Regions from separate parts of the Homo sapiens genome. Here all the other regions are linked to region 2. The links are chromatin loops, found by intact Hi-C in ENCODE. Cell type or tissue: PC-9. All regions are shown on one strand. Region 1 has its middle 37 kb from the start of MIR3144. Region 2 has its middle 70 kb from the start of FAM184A. Region 3 overlaps LOC105377975 (a long non-coding RNA gene). Region 4 has its middle 98 kb from the start of MAN1A1. Region 5 has its middle 510 kb from the start of TBC1D32. Region 6 overlaps LOC105377975 (a long non-coding RNA gene). Region 7 has its middle 360 kb from the start of MIR3144.

What was found. Hi-C counts contacts between places; a loop is a spot of excess contacts. Peaks named below come from ENCODE experiments on the same cell type or tissue, not always from the same donor. Only the 100,000 strongest peaks of a DNase experiment are listed, where the experiment ranks them.
Region 1: it touches region 2 in a loop (13-fold over the local background); 20 of 110 quality-filtered maps call a loop at or near these places.
Region 3: a loop joins it to region 2, with 5 times the contacts of the local background. A loop is called at or near these places in 7 of 110 quality-filtered maps.
Region 4: a loop joins it to region 2, with 15 times the contacts of the local background. A loop is called at or near these places in 3 of 110 quality-filtered maps.
Region 5: it touches region 2 in a loop (8-fold over the local background); 7 of 110 quality-filtered maps call a loop at or near these places.
Region 6: it touches region 2 in a loop (8-fold over the local background); 11 of 110 quality-filtered maps call a loop at or near these places.
Region 7: a loop joins it to region 2, with 2.9 times the contacts of the local background. A loop is called at or near these places in 6 of 110 quality-filtered maps.

What each region holds. Positions count from the first base shown.
Region 1 is chr6:119,976,542-119,980,541 of GRCh38, reverse strand. No RefSeq gene overlaps it. Among named protein-coding and RNA genes, the nearest start is that of MIR3144, 37 kb to the left of the region's middle. In PC-9, CTCF peaks have their summits at 436 (motif pointing left), 1,867 and 2,068 (motif pointing right); no DNase peak of the experiment used is centred here.
Region 2 is chr6:119,146,816-119,150,815 of GRCh38, reverse strand. It overlaps a transcript of FAM184A not described here. Among named protein-coding and RNA genes, the nearest start is that of FAM184A, 70 kb to the right of the region's middle. RefSeq lists an enhancer at 3,302-3,371. In PC-9, a CTCF peak has its summit at 2,112 (motif pointing left); DNase peaks (open chromatin) are centred at 2,095, 3,285 and 3,605; H3K27ac peaks cover 1,590 bases.
Region 3 is chr6:119,627,162-119,631,161 of GRCh38, reverse strand. The region is part of intron 2 of LOC105377975 (a long non-coding RNA gene); the gene reads right to left. Among named protein-coding and RNA genes, the nearest start is that of MAN1A1, 280 kb to the right of the region's middle. In PC-9, a CTCF peak has its summit at 2,430; DNase peaks (open chromatin) are centred at 2,641 and 3,421; H3K27ac peaks cover 1,634 bases.
Region 4 is chr6:119,445,309-119,449,308 of GRCh38, reverse strand. No RefSeq gene overlaps it. Among named protein-coding and RNA genes, the nearest start is that of MAN1A1, 98 kb to the right of the region's middle. In PC-9, no CTCF peak of the experiment used is centred here; DNase peaks (open chromatin) are centred at 2,448 and 3,068; H3K4me3 peaks cover 1,732 bases; H3K27ac peaks cover 2,662 bases.
Region 5 is chr6:120,824,718-120,828,717 of GRCh38, reverse strand. No RefSeq gene overlaps it. Among named protein-coding and RNA genes, the nearest start is that of TBC1D32, 510 kb to the left of the region's middle. In PC-9, a CTCF peak has its summit at 2,263 (motif pointing right); no DNase peak of the experiment used is centred here.
Region 6 is chr6:119,725,758-119,729,757 of GRCh38, reverse strand. All of the region lies in intron 2 of LOC105377975 (a long non-coding RNA gene), which reads right to left. Among named protein-coding and RNA genes, the nearest start is that of MIR3144, 290 kb to the left of the region's middle. RefSeq lists an enhancer at 1,789-2,623. In PC-9, CTCF peaks have their summits at 1,396 and 1,598; a DNase peak (open chromatin) is centred at 1,947; H3K4me3 peaks cover 2,811 bases; H3K27ac peaks cover 3,783 bases.
Region 7 is chr6:120,376,419-120,380,418 of GRCh38, reverse strand. No RefSeq gene overlaps it. Among named protein-coding and RNA genes, the nearest start is that of MIR3144, 360 kb to the right of the region's middle. In PC-9, CTCF peaks have their summits at 1,431 and 1,634; a DNase peak (open chromatin) is centred at 1,618.

The sequences.
Region 1 (4,000 bases), 830 kb before region 2:
TAGATATTATTAAAACAATCATACAAACTGAAGGGAAACATATTTTATTTTTTTTTATCATTACAACAAAAGCCTATGCCTGGCAAAGAAACTCTACTACATTCCAAAATGAAAAAAAAAACTTATATAAAGATTAATAAAGACATCTATATGATGAACGAGACTGGAAAATAGTCAGTATATCTTATAAGAAGAAAATGGAAAGATCTGAATCCTTACATTTAGAAAACAAACATTGGGGTAGATGCCACAGAATCCATGAATGCGTGAATGTTATATCTAAGGTCAACATAATACAAAGGAATGGTTTGTAAATCAATGAGATGATTTAAAAATAAATATAATGACATCTATTGAAATAATTAAGTGGAAAGAATTCATTAACCCCAAATATGATACCAGCAGAAAAAATTATTTTCTTCAAAAAGAGACAGTTAGTCCTTGATGTACTTGCAAAAATAGCGACCTCTAGAGTTTACTTTGGAGTGCCAACAAAGCTCTCCTCCACTGATAAAATCCAGCTGGATAAGTCAAGTTTCAGAATCAGAGAGGTAATTCTCATTTTGAAATGGATTAATCAAGCATAATATTAGATGGAATTTAAAGTCATGAAACTGGATGAGATCACCAAGGGAGTGTATATAGACAGATCAGTGTAATTAATAAAGTGTAAGTAGATGTAGGTAGTATATATGGAAAATAATCTGATAGACATAATCTATGATTTACCAAAATAATATATTTGAAGGGATAATTCCTAATATTGAGTTGATCACAAATCAAGTACAGTTCATGGTATTTCAGTTCAGGCTTAAGATATAGTTACTGGCAGCTCACTAGATGGAAAATGGAATGAGAGGCATTATATTAAAATTTAATTTCACAGCAAAGACTGAGAGATAAGATTCAAGATTGATACTTTGCAGGTTGGCCTCCCAAGAAGTTGGAAAACCCAAGCTTCTCTGACAATTGGCTACAGTATATCCCTGTAAAAAGGCAATCTGTTCTGGTTAACTGCAAGTCTTACACAACTCTGTCATGTCAGGGGAGGGTCTCTACTTCCCAATGTTGGTTGTTGAGATAGAAAATCTTGATTCCAGTTTCAAATATCGCACAGCTGAAACCACAAGTCTTGGACCCATGGCCTGGTATCATGCCAGAGGAAGAGCTAAAATGTATTCAACGAGATAGAGCAAAATTAAGACCAGTTTTCCTTTGGGAGGAAATGAGTAGATGGAATTATGAAGAGATATGAATTGCACTGGATACTTTTTAGCACATTTTAAATTTCATACACTGTGCCTGTATTACCTAGACAATTTTTTTCTAAAAGTGGATAAGTATCTACATTTTTGACAATGTAAAGCACTGACACCATCTTATGTTTAGATAAAGCAATGTTCTCATGAGATAAGAGTAACTTGAAACTTCAGTTTTCTCACTAATTAAGTACAAAGCAGTTAGCATACATTATTAATCTGCTTCTCTCCAATATCCTAGCTAGACACTTTCTCAAGTAACTTTATCCACTTCTTCTGATAGTTATAAAATCACAGTTTAAACTCTTCTTAGATTTATCTGGAAGCTTTCAGCCTGATGTGAAAAATGAAACCTTATTATGAAGTTAATTTTGTCCTTGCTGAGGCTGACTTTTCTGCTTGCTTTGGAGGCTCTGCACTTTTTAAAATATATAAATGAAATAAGCAATTATTTTAATTTTTCATATTACTTGTTGTTTTCATTTTATGGTATTTTTAATAGCTTATTTCAGTAATCTGCACAATGCTTTGATTCAACATTATAGTTTGAAAGATTCCATTTTCAAATTAGATGTAGGAAATCCAGTTATATTCACTATTTACAATAACACCTCCTCTATGCCTAGATACATAATGCGTACTAAGTGGTATTGCCCTTTTCTAAGATTCAGAAAGTAATCTTTTTTCTCTTTTCTTTTCAGTCAGTGAATCATTAATGCCTAATTCTAACAATTCTGAAAGGTAAATGGGCCTCAAGGTTTATAAATACAGGGCCACCAGTCTCTTGGCCAACCAACAGAGGGAGCCCACACTAGATATATGCACAGCAAATACTCCCAAATGTAAAAAGAAAGTGATAATATTCTGCCAATGGTATTTAAAACAGGTCTGGATGTATACTATAGTGTAAGGGAAGCCGGAATGTATTGCTCTACTATAGATGTAACATCACTGGCAACAGCAACCATAATCTAGGCACCATCATTCCTCCTTCAATATGTGCCAAATGCATAATACATTTTATCTCTTGAATCACTACAACACTTGTGAGGCAGGTACCATTATCATCCCTGTTCTGTTCTGAAAATAATCCTAAGCTCATATAGCCAGAAAATTTGGCAAAGCCAGTACTTAAATCCTAATAAGCTGTATGACCTCGGAGGATATGTTCTTAAGGACTGTACTAGGCAGCTTCCCAGCAAAGTGTAGGAATGAGGATATTCTTGTTTGGAATAGTTATCTGCACATGCCAATTTTGTAGATATACTTAAGACAGGGAGAGGTAATGGACACTCTTCCCGGTACCAGCAAAATGACAAATAGGTTTACACCACAGTTCTGCTGAGGTCAAAATTATCTCTGCAAGGCCATTATACTTCTTGCTCATCATAAACACAATTGTGGATTAAGAAAAAAACTATTCTGTGCTGTTTTGGTGTATTAGCTATGTGAACAGTCTGCTGAAGAACCCAAATGCATAGGATTTGTTTCCTCTTCAATGATCTTTGGCCTATCTATATCTTCAGCCATGAGCAAACAGCTACATATGAATTTTTATCAGATAATGTATTCGTATCCATAAGACATTTCTGCAACACTTTTATTGACATATTGACATATCTTGGCCTGATCCACATATTTACTCAGGAAAAAATATGTACAAATCTCTAAAATAAAATTGTCTAGGAAATAGCATTATTTATAAGCATAACTTGACAGCTCCATATTCACATCCCATTATGGTATCCATGGTGCAATATATTTTAAGATAGCCTTCATGTTTATCTTTACATTTACAAAACAAATGAAAATTCTGGGAGTTTACTGTGCAGAGAAGCTATGAATGTGTAATATTTCTGTTTCCGTGAAAGTTTCTCACCAGCCATATTTGACTATGGGATCTTATCTCCTTTGTGCCCTGTACTGAGTAAACTCCTCACCAAGACAGTTGATTGCTGAATTAAAATCTGAGGAGAGAAAGAAATAAATTTCTGCACTGTTTGTACAACAGTATATTCAGCAGTGTACTGTAAGACATTATGACTTAAAGTAATGCTGTAGAATGCTAGCAACAAAGAATTTAGAGCAGACTCAGAGGGAACTCATAATCATAAAGCCATCCTTAGACAAGGATAATAAAAATACAGTTACAGTAAACAGACTGAGTCTTCAATCACACTGAATAAATCATAAGGTAAAAAATGGAAAAAGCAAACTATAGACATCATTTGACCAGGGTAGAAAGAAATTATCAAACAATGAGGTAATAGAAATGTCACAACACTGGAGCCAGTGTTTATTACGACTTCTTTCAGTGCCATTCATTTCCCTCAAAGGTCAAAGAAACTTTGGAAATGATGAAACACCACTTTCATTTTCCTTTTTTTCCCTCCTTCCCCGGTTTTAAATTCTCTCTTAGGAGTCTTACCTGAGATATGGCTTCAATGTTACATTGTGTTGATGACAATAGCAGCCCTTGGTTTGGAGAGAAAAGCAAATATATTTTCTCTTGAAACCAAATATGACCCAAATATTCTTAAAAATAATCCTACCGTTGTTAGAAAAGGGAAAGAGGTTTCGATATACTGATAAATGGGTTTATAGAAATACTGAAGAATTGGCATAACAAACAAATAAGTCAAATAATTCTAATAATTCAAAGGCAGAAATTCCTATTGTTTAATCTTCGTGGAAGGTAGAAAATGAATTGCTGGGACACTGGCTTTGTTCAAAAATCATGG
Region 2 (4,000 bases):
CGCCTGTAATCCCAGCACTTTGGGAGCCTGAGGTGGATGTATCACAAGGTCAAGAGATTGAGACCATCCTGGCCAAATGGTGAAACCCCGTCTCTACTAAAAATACAAAAATTAGCTGGGCATGGTGGTGTGCGCCTATATTCCCAGCTACTCTGGAGGCTGAGGCAGGAGAATCGCTTGAACCTGGGAGGCAGAGGTTGCAGTGAGCCAAGATCATGCCACTGTACTTCAGCATGGTGACAGAGCAAGACTCCATCTCAAAAATAAATACATAAATAAAAAAGATAAAGTGGAGATCTCACTAGCCACATCAACAGCAATAGTGTCGAACATTTACTGGCTGCTTACTAGGAGGCATGCCCTGGGTCACATACATCCATGCTGTATTAGTTTGCTAGGGCTGCCATAACAAAGCACCACCAACTGGGAGCTTAAACAACAGAAATGTATTGTCTCACGGTTCTGGAGGCTAGAAGTCCAAGATCAATGTGTCAGTAGTGCTGGTTCCTTCTGAGGGCTGTCGGGGAGAACCTGTTCCATACCTCTCTCCTAGCATCTTATCGTTTGTTGGCAATTTTGGGCATTTGTTAGCTTACAGATGCCTCATCCTGATCTGTGCCTTCATCTTCACAGTGTTCTCCTTGTGTGGGTACCTCTGTGTCCAAATTTCCTGTTTCTATAAGCACATTAGTTGCACTCGACTAGGGCTCACTCTAATGACTTCATGTTAACTTGATCATCTGCAAAGACTCTATTTCTAAATAAGGTCACCCTACAGGTACTGGGTGTTTGGACTTCAACACGTTTTCTGGGACACAAACCAACCCCTAACACATGCATTGTCTCATTCAGGCTCACACCAGCATCATGAGGCAGGGGCTATGATTACTGACATTACAAACCAAGACGGTGAGACTTAGAAAGCTTTGCTTACGCTTTTCTATTGCATCTACTACAAAGATAGTAGAACTATGGTATGGATGCAGACAGTTTGATGCAAAAAACCATGCTCTTAATCACCACATGAGATTTCCAAAAGAGCATGAGGAACTTTCTCCACCTTTCAGTTGCTTGGCCATAGGTTACACACTGGAGTCATCCACTCTACTCAGAAGAATACTAGCTACCCTTGGTTGAACACCTATTACATACATTACATTATCTCATTTAGTCCCCTAAAAAAACTTAGAAGTTCAGTACTCTTTATCCCAGTTCACAGATAAGCATATTGAAAGTCAAAGAAGTAGAGAGCAGCTGGCCAAGAAAGCAAGAAAGAGTTGAGCCAGGATTCAGGTTGCCCCCGGCCACTACCCATCACCACTTGAGCCTGAAGATGTATTTTCTCCACTGTGCTGTGCTGCCTTTCATGCAAAGCTCAGGGCATACCAGGCTATGATTCACTCACATGAAAAAATCAGAGGTCTGAGTAAATCTCACAGTGCTCATTTTTAAAAGGGTACACAAAAAAATCTCAATTCCAAAGAATTTGGATCAGCCAAGAGAAGGCATGGGAAAATATCAAATGTTTGTATGATTACCTGGGCAACCTTTTCTGTGCTATGTAAATGTGTAATGACTAATCAACCAGGACGGCCAAGGGATTTGTTTCTAGAGATAGGCAATTTTCATTTGTGCCTGTGATTGGCTCAGCTCTGCGTGTGAAGAGGGAAAAGGCTTCCGTTTATTTAGCATAATGATGGACCAAAACAAAAGAAGAAATCATTTCACTCATGCTTAGGTAAGACATTTCCATCTTTCTTAAATCTTTGTGTGTCTATTTTTGTGTTCATAGCAACCGGCAGACTATTTAGAACAGAAATGTGCATGCGTTGAGTACAAAGCGAAGACAGCATTGGGCGGTGGGATGCGTGCTGAAGAGGGATAGCTAATGTTTGGCAAGTGTCAAAAACAAATGGCCATTGATCAGGAAGAATCCTGAGCAAAATAAGATCAAGATTTTCTGGGGGCTATTGACCATTACCAGTTTTCACTTTTCTGACATTCATTAAAAAAAAAAAAATACAGATCCTGATTCCCTGGAGCTTTGCAGTTTGCCAACTTTCTGAGGGCATTGCTAGATTTATAGTGCCATCATGTGGCCACTTCTCAATCTGTTCAAAAATTCTGCTGGATCTAAGCCTGGCAGGATGACTGAATGATTCCAGTTTCATGGTGTTGGGAGGCTTATAGAACAGTGCTGGCTAGTCACACATCTGATGCTGGCAGCAATAGTGTGCTGGGGAAGGGGTTAAGAAAGAAAGAGCTGAGAGGCTCCCTGCAGGCAGAGCAGGGGCGGGACAAAGAGAATCCAGACAGTTGGACTTGGCCGTGGGGACAGGCAGCTGGCAGAGAGGACATTTACCCAGTGGGGGTTAGGGCCATACTAGTGGGCTTGGGTTCATACGCAACACTTTCATCACTGAGAAGAATGTGGCTAGGCTCCAACTCTCGTGGGGTAGGTGGGACTGGGAAATAAAATAGCAACTGGAGCTAAAACCCAGTTACAGTCTTCCCTGGTCACTGGCTCTTAGAAGAAGACAGGCATTCCATGCACCTCACTCAGGAGATCACCAGAAGTCCAGCCAAGCCCTGCCTGGGCTCCTTCCCAGGAAAGTGCTTCTGCTGACACTCTCCTGGCCACGATCTTCTTCCCAGCAGAGGAAGAAATCTTGTCCATATAGGAGAAGTTGAGGTATGGAGTTTCATTGCTAGGCAGGGAACTAGGGTGGGTGGGTTGACAGTAAGCAGGTTATAGGTTCCATGGAAATAGACAAAGACCAACCAAATGAGAAAAAGCAAAGGCTATTTATTCTGAGCTTGCTATAGCAATGAAGTTGGCCACCATCACTTGCATTTTGTCAGAGACCCCATCACAGGCAAAGCACTGGGAAAGCTTTAGAGTGGAAAAAAAGGGAAGTCTTGAGGTGTGCCCTGATGGGAGGCTGTTGGCCTGGGGAAGCTGCAGGTGGGCTAACTGGAAGCAGGGCACACTGTGTGATTGGTTAGGGGTAGGTACAGATTTGGCTTTCTCTGGTTGTTCCTAAATTTAAAATGGTGACAAAAGTTAGGGAAGCTGTCCGTTATTAATCAGGTCCTGGCCATTTCTGGCTGATTGTTACAGAAGTTATTGTTCAGCTTCCTGGATTGTCACCAGAGACAGCAGCCTGGCTTCCTACAAGTCTGAGTTCGAGCAGGCTGACTTCCTGGGTTATTTATTGTACATAAGGGGGTTGGTTTCCTTCTCTGGTACAGAGAGTGGGTCAAAGATCTATTTTTACATGTGGTCTGGTCTGTTTCTAGATTCAGTCTATCATCTCTGAGTCATCCCTGCTATGACTCAAGCAAGGATCAGCCTGGCAAGAGGTGGTGGGGGTTGGGAGCCCTCATCTTATGTCAGCAAACAATGAGGAGTTGGAATTGGCAAAAGGCCCCACCCACCCCACCCTATCCCCAGTCAGAATCAAGTCTTCAAGGGGACAGGACCAGTTGGAAGCCCAGCGGTTAATACCAGGTTGTATCATCGATCAGACCCACAGCTAGGATGCACCCACGCTAAACCCTCTTCCAGCCACTACTATGTAGCTGAAGCAACTTGATTATTTGCTGCCTTAGTCATGACTGGATGAGGAACTTGGAAGAGACTTCAGATTCAGGAGAAAGAGGAGGAAGTGGTGCTTGTGTTCGTGGTATTGATGTTAGGGTGGCACATTTTGTAGGCATCTGGGAGACAAAAAAACAAAAAAAAAAAAAACAGAGCCTGCCACTGCCCCCGCTGGATGTCTTAGTGCCTCTAACTAGGGTTTGGGGCCCTGGCTCTATCCTGATAATAAACTACATTTGTTTTTTTCTGGAATGTAGTGACTATCATGTGGAAAGGGCAAGAGCTATAAATGCAAGCCTGGGGGTGCACATCTCTGGGAGGAAACCCTGGGTACAGGCACTCCTTTTTAATTCAAGGAGAGTTGGAAGAGCTCCAATCTGTGCACCAGGGGAGAGGGTG
Region 3 (4,000 bases), 480 kb before region 2:
AAGGAAAATAAATCATTCTGTCAAAAAGACACATGCACTTGTATGTTCATCACAGCACTATTTACAATAGCAAATACATGGAATCAACCTAGGTGCCCATCAACGGTGGATTGGATAAAGAAAATGTGGTACATATGCACCATGGAATACTATGCAGTCATAAAAAAGAATGAAGTCATGTCTTTGCAGCAACGTGGATGCAGCTGGAGGCCATTATCCTAAGTGAATTAATGCAGGAAAAGATAATGAAATACTGCATGTTCTCATATATAAGTGGAAGCTAAACACTGAGCACACGTAGACGTAAAGATGGGAACAACAAACACTGGGGACTACTAGAGGGGGTAGAGGGTGTTGAAAAACTAACTCTTAGGTACTCTGCTTATTACTTGAGTGATGAGATCAATTGTACCACAAACCTCAGCATTACGCAATATACCCATGTAGCAAACCTTCCCATGTGCCCCCTAAATCTAAAATAAAAGTTGAAATTATTAAAAAATTAAAAATAAAAATACTATTTGATCAAGGTTCTAAAAAATGTCATTCCATTGGCTTCTAGTCCCCATTGTTTCTAATAAGAATCCAATCATAATCATACAGTTGTTTACCCATAGGCAATGTGTCTTTTATCTCTCATTGCTTTGAAGAGTTTTTCTTTTTCATTTATTTTCAGTAATATTCCACATGTGCCTCTATATAGTTTTATTTGTATTTATTCTATGTAAATTATTGCTGAGATTCTTGTTTCTAAACTGATATTTTTCAACAAATTTTTAAAGTTTTTGGCCAAACTTGGACTACAGCAGTTTGGGTTCTGCCTTATTGATAACCAGAAAAGGGAGTGTCCTTTAGGGAAAAGCCTCTGTTTTTTTTCCGGAAATTGAATTACAAGTATGTGAGACTGTTTAATATTGTCTCACAGATTAGAAGAGCCTTGGATTGTTTTTCAATAATTTTTCTCTCTGTTTTTCACATTTGATAATTTTCGTTGATCTATCTCCAAGTGTGGTGACCCTTTCTTTATCTCTCTCCACTCTGCAATTAAGCCCATCCAGTAAATTTTTTATTTCAGATATTGTGGGTTTTGTGTTTTTAATTTTCTATTTGGTTAGTTTTGTCAATTATGCTTTTCTACTTGAATTTCCTTGTCTCTTAAACCATTATGACCTTCTCTTTAGATCCTTATCGTATTTAAAATAGCAACTTCAAAGTCCCTGTCTTCTAATTCCAAATTCTTGGTCATGATTGAGCCTGTTTCTATGGACTGCTTTTTTTTCCCCTCAACAATGAATCATATATGTCTTTGCATATCTTATCGTTGCTATTATATATTGGAGATTTTAGATAAAACATTTCAGACACTGAATTCTATTTTCTTCTTGTAAAGAGTATTGACTTGTATTCAAACAGGCAGTGGGATTACTGGCTTATCACTTTGAACTTGCGGAGGCTTGGTTTACTTTACCAAGGTGCTCTAATTTGGTGGGATTCAAACATCAACCTTTTCTCATCTGTGACATCTAGCTGCTAAAATCCCTCATAAATCCTTTTTGCTCTCTATCTGTGGTTTTCTGCTGAGTTCCTTGGAGCTTGGAGTCCTCTAAAAGCATTCTGTAGGGTTCAGCCAAGTATTTTAGGGAAATTATATTCAGATTTGAGGGCTCCATTTACTCCAGGAGTTTCCTCTTTAATTACCAGTCTCTCTTGCACTTCCAAACTCTGCCACTGACACTTCAAGCTGAGAAAAATGCAGCTTTCTCCTTGAGTTCTGGCTTCTTTGCAGGCCACACTCAATGGGATGTCCTCAGGAGAAAGATGCTTGTAAATATGGACTGCACTCTAAGCACTTGCCCTCTTTTAAGGCAGAAATACCTTCAGTTGCTGCCTGCTTAGGGTTGCCCTCCATGCCTTTAAATAGGTGTGTGTGTGTGTGTGTGCGCGCGCGTGTGTGGTGTGTTCATTTTGTTCAGTGTTTATAATTGTTATCTACTGAAGAGTTTTTCTAACAATCTATTCACCATTGTTGACCAGCAATTTCCTTTTAATATTATTCATATTATGGCAATAAATTGGTGAAACAAATGTACAGTATTGCGTTCTCTTGTATCTAACATACAGTAACCTTTATATTCTCGCAAAAGCTTGGAGTGGGTGAGATCAAGGGGCAGTGGTAATAAACATATTATGACTTTCAAAATAAGGAGATTTATGAATGTAGTAACACAAGTCGGGTATAGTTTGTTCTGCTGGCTTGTTTTTCAAATAAGAATATTTGAACATTACTGTGTTCAAACACTTTCTCCTGCCAAGCCAACATAATCAAACAAATAGATTAAGAAGGTGAAAGAGAACTCAGGGGTATTCTAAGGGAAACTATTATAAATAACACTCCTATGCATAAACACTGTTAAACAAATAAAAATCATCTCTCAGGGAAATAGTGCTGGTCCCCAATATTAATTTAGTCCCCTCTGCCTGCATATAAGGTTATTTCCTTCTCTTTAAGGTATTCAAATTATTGCTCCCTCTGCTACCTTTGGTAATATATTCTACTTGTCAGAAGTAGGCTGATGCAGCAATGAGACAGAGAGATAGGGAAAGCCTGGGGTTTGAGCTTAGGAACAAGGTCCCAGGCTAATTACTCTTAGAAAGGAGTTGCAGGAATTTGAGTCATAAGGTGAGATCATCACCAGAGGGCCATCATCCCACAGCACAGGAAAGGTAGAAGGCAGAAAATACCCACAATCTCTTCAAGATGAAGAGACGTATCAAACACAAATAGCTAATGAAGTTTTTTTTTTGCTGGCAGTAAGGGGCACAAATGAGAGTATGATCATGGAGGAATTTCATATCAAAATAGAGACGGTATAACGCAGGACACATATCCCAAATGCATTTTTTACAGTGAAAGTAAAATTGTTTCAGATCTCCTGCTTTTGAATCCCAAGTCCATCATCCTTCAATCATATGATCTGGGGAAAATGCCTTAATGTCCCTGTGTTCCATTGCAACATCTGGGAAAATAAGTGCAGTGACTGAGTCAGATCTCGTCAGCCCCAGATGTCTCAATTCACTGATAGGTGCCCAAGTCTCCCCACAATTTGGCCTTTTCAGTTCCACTCTGCTCATTTCAGATTCTCCTTTATCTGTTACTGCTTCCTTTTATTTCACTCCTTCCAGCTTCAGCTCCTACTCTCTCCTGAATTGTACTTCAATATTTCCAATTCCTTATTAAAATCTGTCTTAGATCGACGTTCACCCCAATCTACATGCCTTCACTCCAAACACTGCCCTCAAAAAGCCTTTGGTCCAGGTGAAACTTCCTAGATTCCAACAAATGTTTCATATCTATTTGTGTAAGAAACCACGTACTCCTGCTATAAGCCCTTTGGCAGCAGTATACATAAGCATTCCATATTACTACTTTGCTAAAGGCAATATAAAAAAAAAAGACCTTAAAAACACAAATTAAGGAAAATAAACACAAAAGTGTCTTTTGAAAACTTACAAAACCTGTTCAGTAGAGCAGGCACTTTTAATTGGAAATGCTGCAAGACTGCAGGAGCAGCAAAATGTGATTCCTTCAAACATAATAGAATGTGCTGATTCACAGGCAGGAGGAATAACACCCAGAATCTGCCTATCTGCCACAGCAGTTCTGACCCTTCCAGCTCTGTTTAAGAAAGATTAACCTTAATGGGAGCCTTATACCCACGCTTGGACTCTTCCAGAGGAAAAATATGAGCATATGACTTTTCAGTTTGCAAAATAATCATGTGATTCTCCTTTAGTGGCAAATAACGTAGTGTCCTCTGTCCCTAAAAATTCTTCTTGTCCTTCTAGGATCATGGGGATCTCTGAGGGTTCTACCTTTACTTAAAATCCTTCAGACCTGCAATAAATAATTTGAAATGTTTAAAACACCATCATAAAAAATATACATTTGGGTTTGTTTTGCCCACGAGAAAATAAAGGGGGAGTGACTGTTATCAAGTAA
Region 4 (4,000 bases), 300 kb before region 2:
GGGATTCTCAAAAACCAGGTTTACTGTAACTCTTCCTCTCAGAGGGATGAAAGAGAATGTGGAGGATGAAACCAGTGTTCACACCCACCCTCCCCAGGGAGAGGGAAGAGAAATTCCCCTTCTCTATGGAAACGTGGATTGGAACAGAAAGCTCCTCCTGGAACAGGGGATAGTGCACTCTGAGCATATATAGTGGAAAGTAAACAATCTAAAGCTGTGTCAGGTAAGAATGATTGGAGCTAGAGGAATGTGCCTTAAATGTGTCAAAATGGATGTTGTTTGGAAGAAAAAATAGCATTCTTCGCATAGCCCAAGATGGAGAATAAGGCCAACAGATGGCAATTAGAGGCAGAGTGACCAACTGTCCTGGTTTGCCCAGGACTGACGGATGCCCTGGGATGCAGAATTTTCAGTGTTAAAACAGGACAGCTCCAGACAAACCAGAACAGTTGGTCACCTGGGATGACAGATTTCAGTTCAATTAAAGAAAGACATAGAGTCAGAGCTTTCTTACCACAAAGAAATGATCCATGTTTGAGGGTACACTAAATACTTTGATTTGATGATTATACAATGTATACATGTATTGAAACGTCACACTGAACCCCATAAATATGCACAATTTTTATGTGCATATTTATTTTTATTTTAAAATGAAATAAAACAACAAAAAGACAGCTGTTCAAAGGCAGATAACAATTTTACTACCACTGGAAATGCTCAAATATAGTTTAGCCTTTAGCTCAAGGCTGCCAACAAGAGGGAGGTGGGAGTTGATGACCCCAAAGGAGAGAAGAAGAGTAATCTGGTACCATGAACTTTTTAAAAAATTTATTGGAATATAAGCATTTTCCAATTGATTATTTGTTTGCTTTTGGCAGTCATTTAAGAAACTTTCTCTAAGAAACTCATTGGTTCATATGTTTCTTCCATTAAGTGTGTGTGTACACAAACACACACACACACACACACACACACATGCACACATATATATGTATATATGTACCTCACAGTTTGGGCAGAGAAGCAAATTTAGCTCTAATTCCAATCCCAGTACTTTTCTACTCTGTTTTCCCACCCGCTCCACCATGCCCAACACACAAACACACACAAACTTACCATAACAGCCTATGGGTTGAATTAGACAGTCATTGTGTTAGGAAAATGGAAGCTTGTTCCGTCAAGCCTCCCTCTCAGTTCCTTCTTTCTAAAAGTGAATTTTTGAGGGCCTACTTTATTTTGTGGGAAGTGGGGTGGGAAACCTTTTTTTTTTTTTTGAGATGGAGTCTTGCACTTGTTGCCCAGGGTGGAGTGCGGTGGTGCAATCTCAGCTCACTGCAACCTCCACCTCCCAGGTTCAAGTGATTCTCCTACCTCAACCTCCTGAGTAGCTGGGATTACAGGTGCCCACCACCAGGCCTGGCTAATTTTTGTATTTTTAGTAGAGACAGGATTTCACCATGTTGGCCAGGCTAGTCTCAAAGTCCTGACCTCAGGTGATCTGTGCACCTCAGCCTCCCAAAGTGCTGGGATTACAGGCGTGAGCCACCAAGCCCAGTGGTAAATCTTAATATGGTCCCTGTTATCATGAATTTGTGAAAAGATAACTAAAATGCACTTATAGCAATTAAAGAAGGCTCTAGTTAGTGACTAATTGTGCCTCTGTACACCTTCAAGCCTGTGGACCAAGGGCAGTACTGAGTTACAGCTGCAAAGGCCAGAGCCTTTGTTTGCTTGGGGAAGGCTGGAGAGTTCCACACTTATTATACAAAGTTAGGGTAAGAATGACCATACGTTTCCATTTTCTCAGAACAGCCCATGTCTACTCATACTATTCCAGCATAATTATTAATAGTATCCCAGTTTGGATGATAAATTAAATGACCACCCTAGATACAGCTATTGGACATAGTCAGAATAAGGGCTGAAGTTGAACAACCAATGGCACTGGGTCATGCTCTGGGCATTTTTTTAGTATTAGATTTCTAGCATATACCCATGCTGAGTCCAGGTCTCAAGAAAATGTTTACGCTTCTGTGCATATAGGAATATTTGTGTTAACATTAAATCATGGTTAAAAGAAACAAATTCAAAGAAAACATACAGTGAAGTTATCATTAAAAATTTCTCAATGATAACTTTGTGGGTTTTGTTTTCATGTTTGTTTAACAATAGAAGAATGGAAAATAACATTGTCTGGCTGGCAGTTGGTGATATTTATTAATTGGATATTCTTTCTGGTACTTTTGCTGGTTTTCCCTGTCATGCTGGTCAAACACACCCTAGAAAAACATACAGGTTGGACTTATCATTGGAACACGCCTAATTTTCACTGTCAGTATGCTGCGCAGGATGGCCACAATAGTTTTGTGGCTAAATAACCAAAGTCAAGTCTGCAAATAACTTTGACCCAGATACTTAAGATTTCAGAAGACTGGAGACAAGATCTGGAGCTTAGCCAGCTGGCCCTAAAACAAGGAAGTTTTCCAGACTATGGGGCAAATGTAAGACTGCTACATTCCCAAACTGGTTCTGAGATGCCTGTTCATTACCATCAACAGAGAAGCCTGTAGTTAGTGTTTAGAAAGAAGGAGGTTTTATAACTGAGGCTCATATTGAAAAAGAAAATAAAAGACTAGAAACCTGTGGCCAGAATAATGTGAGTGAGTCAGAATAAAAGAAGGAATAAAGGGAGGGAAAGCCCAGATCCAAAATGAGGCCGATCATACATGGGGCTTAGATATGTCCAAAAATGAGAGGGCCCACCAGGAAATCTCCTTGATTGACGGGCAAGGCAGCTTGTCAGCAGTGAACTCATCCTGATGTTAGAGAGAGTCAGGCAGACAAACTCCATCCAGTTAACAAAAGCTGAGTTGTTGAAGGGGAGAGATGATTCTAAATAAAGCATTGTCTGTCACTCCAGAGATCCTTATTGAGCATCTGTGATGTGCCAGGCACTGTTCTAGGTGGAGGCATGAGACATACAGTGAACAAATGAACAAATAAGCACAAGATAAATTCAGATAATAAGTGCTATGAAGAAAATGAAGCAGAGTGATGTAATAACACCACAGGGGGGGAAGGGAGAGAATATTTCAGGCTGAGTCATTAGGTAAGGCCTCTCTAAGGAGATGTGATTCTGAAAGAAAAGATGGAGCCATACTGTGAGCAAGTTAACTAAAGACTGGAGAGCATCCATTGGTTTGACAGCATCAAGCTCATCGGAGACCTTCACAAAGGCAGTTTCAGTGGAACAGTGGTGTAGATGCCAAATAGGAGAGGGCTGATGAGGTGGGGATAAAGTGAATGTGGGGTAAGGAAGCAGAGACAGAGACTGCAGACAGCGGTCCACTTCAGATCTAAGCTACCCGGAAATTGAAAAGTATATGCAGCTGCAGGAGAGCTTTTAAGAGGGGCCAGCCTGGAACACTGCGGAATGCTAAGAGAAGAATCCCCACTGAGAGGGAGAGTTAGACATGCAGAAAAGTCCTTGCGAAAACAGTAGGGAGTCAGATCCAGAACACATGTAGAGGCTGGTCTTTGACAAGAAGAGGGACACTTCCTCTACATTAACAAGAAGCAAGGAAAGGAGGGAACTAATGCAGGGGTGGTTTTATGGACCTGTCAAGCTGGATCCCTATTAACTTCATTAGGGATGGTATCAGGTTCAAGAGGCTCAAGAAGAGACCCAGAGCGAGCAAACAAGACATAGGGTTTACTAAGGGGACTTAGATACAGAGTGGCCCAGTGGCAATGGGTTGGATGACAGAACTGCTACCACTTGCAAAAAACATGCAATTTATATAGCATTTTTGCATAGCATCCTCCTCCAGCAACCTCCACCTCACAGCCTTCATTTAACCCAAAACAAAGGGCCTCAACCCCCTGCACAGCCCGTGTTCCATGGGACAGGTGGAGGTTCATATGTTCTTCATAGATAAGAAATGAATTTCTGAGTTGGCCACTCCCAGTTTCCTTAACTTGTAACTCTGAACACATA
Region 5 (4,000 bases), 1.7 Mb before region 2:
AAGTGCCCCTTTCAGATTTGCCTTGGCTTCCTCATGTAAGCCATAAAGGAAAAAGTTTAAAAAGTAAAAGAGAAAACAAAAATGTTGACCCGGAAAATACAAACCCAAAGAAAGCTATGTGACTTAGATTTTGTTTGTTTGGTTAAGTTAAAAAAGCTAACAAAGACAAAGAATTAGTAAAAATATATAAATAAATAAGTCACTGGAAAAAAAAGATTCAATTCACTTAGAAACTATAACAATTGTAAACATATATATACCTAATAAAATACTTTTAGCATAAATTAAATTAATGAAACTGCAGAAAGGAATTTATGAATGTACCATCACTGTGGGATAGTTCAGCAGGTTTTTCTCATTAATCAAGAGATCAAATGACCAAAACATGAGTTAGGATAGAGAACACTTGAGTTATGTAATTAACAAGCATGAGTTAATATTTGACTTAGTAATAATGTAATGCTTAAGGTAAAATAATTTATGGCATACTTTTGTGAGCAAGAGGAGTGCCACAATTTATTATGTTGGGACAGTAACCATAAACTGGGGATTAATGTAGGGCAACTGGTCACATGGAAACCCTTACCTTTATAGAACTTGCTCTCTAATAATTATAGAAGAAACAATCCTCTCAAACACACACACAGGACATTTTTTAAAACATGACCATTAACTTGGCCACAATCAAGCATCAATGTATTTTTAGAAAGCATTATTATATAACACTAGACTATGGGGTGTTTTCTGAACACAGTGATTAGTTTGGAAATTGGGCATTAAAACACATTTTTAAACTGCTCATAGGTAAAAGAATAAATTATAATAAAATTTAAAGCAATTATAACTAAATAATAAAGAATATAGAACATATCAAAATATGTGGGAGACAGCAAAGTTAATACCTTAGAGAAAAATTCTGAACATAAGTAGTAAAATTAGAAAGGAAAGAGCTGAAAATCAATGTGCTAAGCATCTAAATTAAGAAATTAAAGGTGAACAGCTAAATAAATGCAGAGGAAATAGAAGAAAGGGATAAGACAAGAACTAAAATTAATAAAATAAGAGAGCTAAAGTACTTTGTAAAAAACCAAAAGCTGTTTCTTTGAAAAACATAAAAATAGACAAATTTTGTGATATTGCTGAAAAGAAAAAGAGACTAGGTGCCACTGAAATAGTAAGGATGAAAAAAGAGATAGATGTACAGATATAGAAGAGACTGGAGCATAATAAAGGAATATTATGACCAACTTTATGACAAATCTCTTGAAAATGTACCAAAATTATATTTACATATGTGTAATTTACATCTACATCTCTATATATGAAAATACTTTTTAAATGACCAGTCACCGCTAAAGTATTAGCTAAACATAGGCACTGGATATAATGTAGGGAAAAGTTTGAATCATAGAATCTTACCTTATCCAATACTTAGCACAATGAGCAGAAATTATTAAAACTAGAGTATCCATTTGGGTCAAGTTTAACTCCATGTGATAAAAATCCCCAAAGAGTAGTAAGTTTAAGAATGTGCTGCTTTTTTTCTTCCAAATAAAGGAATCCTGGTGGCATCATGTAGCTGTCAGTGACCTAGGCTTATCCCAGATTTTGACTCCTTTATTCCTGTAGTAAAATTCTTGTTCTCATTTTCCAAGACGGTGGTTGGAGTTCTATCCATTACCTTTTTATATTAAGCCAGCAGCAGAATGAAGAGGAGAAAAGAGCAAATGGAACATGCCTGCTATCTTTTAGGGATATTTAGTAGCAAATGCCGGAAAATATTTCTGCCCGTGTTTTAATGGCCAAACTTAGTGACATGAACACACCTGCTTACAACAGACACTGGCAAATGGAATTTTTATTCTGAGCAGCCATGTATACAGCGATAGGACAAATATTCTACGGAAGAAAGAAAGAAGATATAATGAGTGTAGACAACCACTATTCTCTGATATAACCAAGCAATGAACTCTCTGGCAGCATCCAAACATGGAAAGATATTCAACCACATAATATACATTTTGAAAAGTAACTGATTCTGGTATGTTGCAGTTTAGTCTTCATTTCCTTCTGTACCTCTCCAATGCCATAAAGTGGAAAGAGGATGAATTGAAAACATTCTGAGAATTCTTATTATTTCTCAATTTAGAGAAATGCAGATTAATAAGGCAATTAAGTAGCCTGGAGAAAATTTCTGAAAAGCCCCTTAAAAAGACAGTTCTCTCTGCCAACAGCAGGTCTCAGGTTCTCAGCCAAGGCAGGAGAAACCACCAGGGGTCACTGTGTTCCAGGTGAATAGTCAAAACCATAAATGGAATCTTCCGTAGGAATAATATACACCTGAACTCAGTGAAATCAATTCTACTAAAAGACACTTAACACAATCTCAGCAGACAGAGCAGAGACCTGACTATCCGAAAATGACTGCACTCAAACAAATAGAGCTTTTTGTTGTAAACTGCTCAACCTAAAAAATCTAAAAAGTACATGTAATAGCAAAACCCCAGTTCTCAAACTGTAGTTCAGAGAGAGTGCCAACCAGATATCATGTAAGCCTGAGTAGTGACAAGAAAAATTCACCACATTTTGTAGGGGAAAACAGAAATCCTGGATAAAGCTGCCAATATTAAGCATTGAAGAAGAAAATACGTAGCCTAGCAACTAAACAAACTTTCTTCTTTTTTTTTTTTTTGTTTGAGACGAAGTCTCGCTCTGTTGCCCAGGCCGGAGTGCAGCAGTGGCTCACTGCAAGCTCCGCCTCCTGGGTTCACGCCATTCTCCTGCTTCAGCCTCTCCGAGTAGCTGGGACTACAGGTGCCCGCCACCATGCCTGGCTAATTTTTTGTATTTTTAGTAGAGACGGGGTTTCACCATGTTAGCCAGGATGGTCTCGATTTCCTGACCTCGTGATCTGCCCGTCTTGACCTTCCAAAGTGCTGGGATAACAAGCATGAGCCACCGCGCCCGGCCCAAACTTCCTACAGAAAAATGAAGAAAAGAAAAAGACAGAGATCCCAGAGTGCAAGTGAGCATTACCCAAAGAAAAGTAAAACACATATGAGTAGGTTATTTCTGCTTAGAACTTATAAAGCTTGGTTGGGCACAGTGGCTCACGCCTGTAATCCTAGCACTTTGTGAGGCCAAGGCGGGAGGATGGCTTGAGCCCAGGAGTTCAAGACCAGCCTGCACAACATGGCAAAACCCCATCGCTACAAAAAATACAAAAATTAGTCCGGTGTGGTGGTGTGTGCCTGTAGTCCCAGCTACTTGGGAGGCTGAGGCTAGAGGATCACTTGAGCCCAGGAGGTCAAGGTTGCAGTGAGCCGTGATCACCACCGCACTCTAGACTGGGTGACAGAGCAAGTCCCTGTCTTAAAAAAAAAGTTATAAAACTCATCTTAATGTAATAACTCAATGATGTAATAATATTATAGAATGGCCTAATTATAGATCTGACAAACACATTTGATGTATGATAGAATAGATTATAGATAGATAGAATAGATTATACATAGATAGATAGAATAGATTATAGATAGATAGAATATTGCTCAAAACTGAATCCCTAATTTGCAGGAAAGCCATGAATATTGAGAATAAATTAAGAAGAAAGAGGTGAAGTGATTAAATAAGTTAGAAAGAAAACAGAGTAGCCAAATAATGATTATCAGAGTCCCCAAGGTAGAAAATCCCCCCAAATTAAGAAAAACTATGAACAAAAACGTAATTTTAAAAGTTCCCTGAAGTAAAAGGAGAACTGAGCTTGAAAATCAAAGGAACTTGTATTATACTATGAAATCTTGGTATAAAATCATCAATATTAACACATATTCTTTTTTTTAATTTTATTATTATACTTTAAGTTTTAGGGTACATGTGCACAAAGTGCAGGTTAGTTACATATGTATACATGTGCCATGTTGTTGTGCTGCACCCATTAACTCGTCATTTAGCATTAGGTATATCTCCTAATGCTATCCCTCCCCCATCCCCCAACCCC
Region 6 (4,000 bases), 580 kb before region 2:
AGAATCACAAATTAAATTTAAAAGTAAAGCCATGTAAGTGCTATAGGCATATAGAGATAAATATTTACATAGTGTAACACATTATACAACTTTATATTACACACCATTATATTATAGATGCAAAAATGTAAACATGACATGAAAAGCAGTAATTATAAAAGAAAAATGTTTGAGTTCTCATAAGTTAGAACAAGTATTGGATGTATATTAAATATGACAATGTTAATGTATGTGCAAAGATTACGTGCATCTATAGCATGCTCTCATTTTGAAAAAATCAGTACATATATTTGAATGATATAACTATTTTATAGTTACAAAGCCTAATTTCTAAAAATAATTAATGTCTAATTCTGGATCTCCTCCAGCAAACCTTATGTCAAGCAATTTAATTTAGCACTTAGATACCCAGACAGTTGGTCTGATAAACAAGATGGCTACTAAGCGACTATGGTATTCTGTAGACAAACGGAAGATTCATGTCCCAGGTGAGAACTGCTAAATGTCATCACCCTACTCAGAATGACATCCAATTTAAAACTTAAGAACTGTTTATTTCTAAAACATTCCACTTAATGTTTTCAGGCTACAGTTGACCACAGGTAACTGAAACTGCAGAAAACGAAAGTGAGGAAAGCAAAACTGAGAATAAGAGAGGACTACTGCACACACACTTATAAAATTGTTAATATAAAAATAGATGTATATACAGTTATAGATATATAGTGATAAAAATTAGCCTGGAGATGATAATTATTTAAGTATTAATAGAGGTTAAATGTTTCAAACTTGCCCAACATTTATTACATTCATAGATAAATTCTAAAAACATTTTAAAACATGATTTTCTAAATTTACAGCTGTCCAGGCAATCTTCTAATTCACATGGGTAACAATGTACGTTTCAAAAGGGTTGAGAAGATTGTTCAATGACGTAGGTTTATCTTATTCATACATGGCTTAAGCCTGGCTTTGAAAAACTTTTTAGAAGTAAAAACAGACTATATCTGAATTTGTGCAATTATGTGTTTGATTTAGCAAAGTAGAAAGAATTCATATAGCTAAATCCTGCTCACTTCTCCAAATATTAAAGCCACTGGGGCCCAAAATAGCACAAAGACATGGAGGAAGAAATAATTCACGCTCTCTTTGTGACTGACAGTTAAGCTGGGACATCAGTTTTCTCCTACTCTCTGAGACTGCCACCAACTCTCCTGGTTCTCAGGACTTTGAACTCAGACTGGAATTTACATCTCTGGCTCTCACAGGTCTCCAGCTTGCTGTCTGCAGATCCTAGGAACTTCTCAACCTCCATAATTGTGGGTCCCCAACCCCCAAGCCACAGATCTGTACCAGTCTGTGTCCTGTTAGGAACTGAGCTGCATAGCGGGAGGTGAGCAGCAGCAATTAAGGAGATCATCACGGTGGATGAGAGGCAGGACTAGATTGCAGCTCCTACTCAGACAGAGCGGCATGCGGAGGCTCGCATCGTGAATTTTAGCTCCAGAATGACTGCAAGAACAAACCATGAATCCCCAGAGGACCCACAGACCCTCTGAAGGAAGCAGAGTGATCCTGCACGACCTGGGAGACACCCCAGATACTGTGAGTGCCCAAACTGTGGAAGTAGAAAAGGGAGATCCTCTGCTCCTGAACACACACCCCTACTGGGGAAACGGAAGGTTTGCAGAAGTTTCTGACCTTACCTGGAGCTGAGTCAATTTAGACAGCCAAGCAAAATACAAGGGTAGAAGAAGCAGCAGGAAGGGTCCTGGGAACTCATTGGGTCCCCAAGCAGGCCATTCATGCCTGGCACCACAGGGATCCTTCAGGAGGGTGTCCAGAGGTATGGGGAAAATGCCACAGGGAGAAGGAAGTCTCCAGCTGAACTTTGTAACAATTTGAACCAGGTGAGAAGCCTCCTGGCCAGAACTTGCTGGAGGGCATGAATCCAGCCAGCAGATTCCACAGGTGGGGGAAGAACTAAAGTCCTTTTCTTTCACAGCTGGGAGGCGGGTAGCCTGGGGAAAGTTCTCAAGCCCTGCTTGCCTGCTGCCTGGAAACAGACTCTGTGCTGTTGGAGGTGGCACAGTGGGAGTGAGACCAGCTCTTCAGATTGTGTGGGAGCTGGGTGAAGCCTGTGACTGCCAGCTTTCCCCTACTCCCCTGACAACCTGCATGACTCAGCAAAGGCAGCAATAATCCTCCTAGGTACACAACTCTGTTGACCTGGAAAACTCACCCCCAACTCTGACAGCAGCCACAGCAAGACCCACCAAAGCAGAGCCTGAGCTCAGACACGCCTAGCCCCACCCCCACCTGACGGCCCTTCCCTACCCACCCTGGAAGCTGAACACAAAGGGCATATACTCTTGGGAGTTCTAGGACCCTGCTCAACCCCAGTTCCTCTCCATATTAGCAAAGCTGATGCTCTCTGGAAAGCGCTACCTCCTAGCAGGAGGTCAACTAGCACAAAAATAGAACATTAAACCACCAAAGCTAAGAACCCTTACAGAGTCCATTTCACCCCACTGCCACCTTCACTGGATCAGGTGCTGGTATCCATGGCTGAGAGACCAATAGACAGTTCACATCACAGGACTCTGTGCAGACAACTCCCAGTACCAGCACAGAGCCTGGCAGACTTGCTGGCTGGCCAACCCAGAAGAGAGATAACAATCACTGCAGCTCAGCTCCCAGGAAGCTACATCCATAGGAAAAGTGGGAGAGCACTACATCAAGGGAACACATCATGGAGCAAAAGAATCTGAAAAACAGCCTTCAGCCCTAGACCTTCCCTCTGACAGAGTCAAGCCAAATGTGAAAAAAAAAAAAAAACACACACACACACACAGAAAGCCAACTCTGGTAATATGACAAAACACCCCCAAAAAATCACACTAGCTCACCAGCAATGGATCCAAACCAAGAAGAAATCCCTGATTTACCTGAAAAAGAATTCAGAAGGTTAGTAATTAAGATAATCGGGGAGGCACCAGAGAAAAACAAAGTCCAATGCCAGGAAATTCAAAAAATGATACAAGAAGTAAAGGGAGAAATATTCAAGTAAATAATAGCATAAAGAAAAAACAATCAAAACTTCAGGAAACATTGGACAGACTTATAGAAATGCAAAATGCTCTGGAAAGTCTCAGCAATAGAACTGAACAAGTAGAAGAAAGAAATTCAGAGCTTGAAGACTAGGCCTTCAAATTTACCCAATCTAACACAGACAAAGAAAAAAGAATAAGAAAATCTGAACAAAGCCTCCAAGAAGTCTGGGATTATGTTAAATGACCAAACCTAAGAATAATCGGTGTTCCTGAGGATGAAGAGAAATCTAAAATTTTGGAAAACATATTTGGGGGAATAATCGAGGAAAAGTTCCCCGGCCTTGCTAGAGACCTACACATCCAAATACAAGAAGCACAAAGAACACCTGTGAAATGAATCACAAAGAGATCGTTGTCTAGGCATATTGTCATCAAGTTATTTAAAGTTACAACAAAGGAGAGAATCTGAAGAGCTCTGAGACAAAAGCACAAGGTAACCTACAAAGGAAAGCCTATCAGATTAACAGCAGAATTCTCAGCAGAAACCCTATAAGCTAGAAATGATTGGGGCTCTATTTTTAGCCTCCTCAAACAAAATAATTATCAGCCAAGAATTTTGTGTCCAGTAAAACTAAGCATTATGTATGAAGGAAAGATACAGTCTTTTTCAGAAAAACAAATGGCTAAGAGAATTTGCCACTACCAAGCCACCAAGACAAGAACTGCTAAAAGGAGCTCTATCTAAATCTTGAAACAAATCCTGGGAACACATCAAAACAGAACGTCTTTAAAGCATAAATCACACAGGACCTATAAAACAAAAATACAAGTTAATTAGCAAAAACAACAACAACAACAACAAAAAGAGGTACACAGGTAACAAATAGCACGATAAATGGAATGGTACCTCACATCTCAGTACTGACATTGAATGTAAATGGCTTAAA
Region 7 (4,000 bases), 1.2 Mb before region 2:
GCTATGATTGAGTTTCAAATGTATCTTGTTTCCTGGCAGCCATGGCAAAAAGGGAAACCGTATCAATTATACACTGAACCACACTAGATAGGAAATAAATCTCTGGATATGGAAAACAAAACTGAAAGTTTTCTTGATATTTAAAATAAAATCCTCACGTGTATCGTATATAGTAGATTCTAATTCATGTAAAAAATATTCTTAGTATTATGCATATAGCAAATGTGGCCTAAATGACCATGTAATTACTATTTTATATATATATATATGTTTTAAGCAATTTAGATTTGTGGTGGCTATATTTCTACTCCCTGAATATTTTTAATTCTTATTCTAGACATGAGTGATGACAGCACTTCTTTGCTCACTGTGGTCATCCAGTCATGTGAATACTTTAGTTAATGGTTGTTAAATGTGAGTGCTCTGTGTTACTTAATTGCCTGTGTGGGTCCTCTAGAGCTTTCTTTTCTTTCCGTCGTGGTGCAATGACCATGCTCAGTATGGTACCCATTTCTTAGCCTGTGTATGAGGGTTAGAATAATGCAGAAAACTGGAGACTCATAATGGGCATAAAGCATGAATAAGAAATAAAATCTGAGTAGTTTAAAGTCTGAGATTGGGAGGTTTTTAAAATTATCTCAGCATAATCTAGCCTGATATAAACTGGATTTCAAAACTGATTTCATTCTAAGTAGTTTCATGTTGCACTAAAATATTAAGTTATACTTTGTAAGATGTATTTTGATCCAAGGATATATATGAGTCATATAAGTTATATAAGCATAAGAATTTCCTCCCAGTATCACTGCACCTTTGACAGAAGCCACATAGGAGCTAGTTCCAACTTGCTCTTTTAAATAGGAGGCAGAAATACAGAATTACTATAAAAAAGGGAGATTCAAATGTCCTGAAACCCAGAATGAGTCTGTCAGACTTGTAGCTACATTAAGCAAATCTAAAAGTTTAGTCTTCTTCTAAGCATGTACAACTTTCCACTCGCGCACAGAAATTAAGGCAAGAAAGGGTAGAACCTTTCTTCAAAAGCAGCTTGGAGTCTCATCTTCCTCCACCAAAACAGTATCAATTACTAGTTGACTCTTGTATATCAAAATGTGCCCTGCAATGTTTACCACCCAATTTGAAAGGGAAAAAAATGTAGATCTATAATTATTTTTCACAAAAATTGGTATGAAGTTTAAGTTATAAAGACTCTGAAATGAGACACAGAGCCCCCCCACATATTTCAACTGTATCACTTTTCAATTGCCATCTGTTGTTATTGTTGTTTCCTTTATTCTCATGCTGTCCTCTGGCTTTACAAAATCCGACTTGCAGTGCCTGTGTAGGTGGGTTGGCCTCCCTCAGCAATTCCCTGATTAGTAACTTTTCAAATGTTCCCTTATTTTCTGTCTTATCATGTAAATTGTAGTTCTGAACTCTTTCCCACATTTGAAAACTCCAAAGGGCTCACTGCAATAAATTCATAACTGAAAAAATAGCATACCTCCCTTCTATGAGGTCCCTTTGAATATAGGTTATGTCCCTTTGAATATAGGAGCATTCCTTAATGACATACAGGAATTACATGGCTTAGAATTTTTGAGAGGTGGCGCTCTCAGTACACTTCAAATCACTCTGTAAAGGTCTCTCCACCTATTGGTTGAAAGTGGTAACTACCTGAATAAAACAATATAAAGTAAATTGACTGATTTCTTCCTACAAGGGCATTTATTTGATACACTATAGTAGTAGTAGAAGTATTGTGTCACCTTAACACGATGCTGAATCTGTCAAACCCTTAAGTACTTGGATTAAAAGTACTTAAGAATAAAAGCAAAGAAAAAATATAATACATAGGAGACAAAAGAATTAGAGATGTGAATTATAAGGAAACTGGAGCCAAAGAGAATTACTGAAGTTTGATTGGGTGGGAAGACCCAGAGAAGAAATCACAGTCTAAGTGTGAAGTTGTCCTAGATAATTGAGAAGCAGAAGTGATTGGAGAAATGGCTATGTTGGGAAAGGGCAAATTCAGACAGGAAGAAAATCAGGAACATTCATTGGTAGAAAGAAATCACCCTAGATAATTCTGCTAGCCATGTTTTCCAACATATTCTTCATAAACAAGTACTATTTCAGAGACTGGGAGTGTCTAACAGTCATAAGTCAAAACCTCTAATGCAACCCACTCAATTGCATGGAGCCATCAAGACAATTAAAGGTAAAGCCAAGGGCAGAACCCAAGTGTCTTATTCTGCCAATTGGCTTATTACTCCTGCCTCAGATAAACACAAACAAAACAAAATAAAAACATGATATAAATGGCAGGATTTATTGGTGATCAAACATCTGTTCAGTAGATTTTTCAATAAGAAACGTATTTCAAATTGGCAACCACTTCTGTTCCTGAATTGCACACTAACATTTTATCATGAAAATTGCATACCTAACATACCTAAATTCAGATGAATCAATCAATGAAACTGTTCTTTTATAACCTGCACAGCTTTCTAGAAAATTTATTGTCACCTTATACGTTCTATTGCTGCAGAGGCATTCTTGGTTAGCATTTTCAGTCTAATGCTATTTTGTTCAAATTCCTGAGGGAATTGGGATTGATAGAGTACATATCTAACTAGATACAATAGCCTAATTTTTAAAAATAAAACATGTTATATTTTATATTAAGTACTTGAGTAGGCATTAGTAATATATACTTTTACACTTAAAGTAATAAAATCTCTTTTAAATTCTGGTTGAAATGCAGTGGCGGCTTCTAAATTGCTCACTGTTTTAAAAAATTATTATACATACGTAAAAGTTTTTGAATAATTGGAACTAATGCACTTTAATCACTAATGCTAACTTCTTTTTTACACATTTTTAATGGAGTTTTAAAAAAAATCTCTTTCACATAACATGATACTGTTTCCTCAAACAAGACAGTATACATATGCTAAATGTTTTCTGGGCCAGGCGCAGTGGCTCATGCCTGTAATTTCAGCACTTTGGGAGGCCAAGGCTGGCGAATCACCTGAGGTCAGGAGTTCAAGACCAGCCTGACCAACATGGTGAAACCCGTCTCTACTAAAAATACAAAAATTAGCCGGGCATGGGGGCGGGCCCCTGTAATCCCAGTTACTCGGAGGCTGAGGCAGGAGAATTGCTTCAACCCTGGAGGCAGAGATTGCAGTGAGCAGAGATGGCACCACTGAACTCCAGCATGGGCGACAGTGAGACTCCATCTCAAAAAAAAAAAAAAAAATCTGAAGAATCAAGCTCATAATCACTTATATTTATAAACCTTTAGAGATGAAAGAGATGAACTGAGGATCCTAGAGAATCACGTTCAGAAAGCACTGGGAAGCCTAGAACTCCAACCTAGGTCAGTGGCTCCTTCCACCCTCTACATTTGCCTGTTTCCTTTCTGCCCTCTAATTGATGAGATTTACAGTTGTGAGGTGAATGGATCTTTTTGTCCACCTATACATACTATATATAGCTTTGAGTTCTTAAGTACATTTCAATTTTTGTGGTTGTCTTTGGTTCATAGTACAATTTCCTACATGTTGTTGCCTTTAAAATATTGTAATCTGAAATCTCCTTTTCATGAAAATAGTAGGTTAGGAAAGACAAAGATAAACAACATTTTATAATTGAGTATATCATAAATGTAAGAAAACAGGACTTGGATTTTCCCTCCACAATACATATTTATATGCTTTCTGATTTGTTTATTATGGGGCAGGTATATTTTCACATTTAAATGTTTAGGTTATATTTAATTTTTCAATTATGATATGGTTATCTTAGTGACTTGTGGGAAGTGAGTTTTGTCATGATGGTTTAAGGTAAATGTCACAGTACATTTTCTATAATTCCCAATGTCTTTTCTAAATTCAAATTCATATTTATTGTAGAAGTTATTAGCAGCTGAAAAATATATATATACACACATATATTCAAATGTAATCATCTAGAATTCATGTTGAAGTGAAAG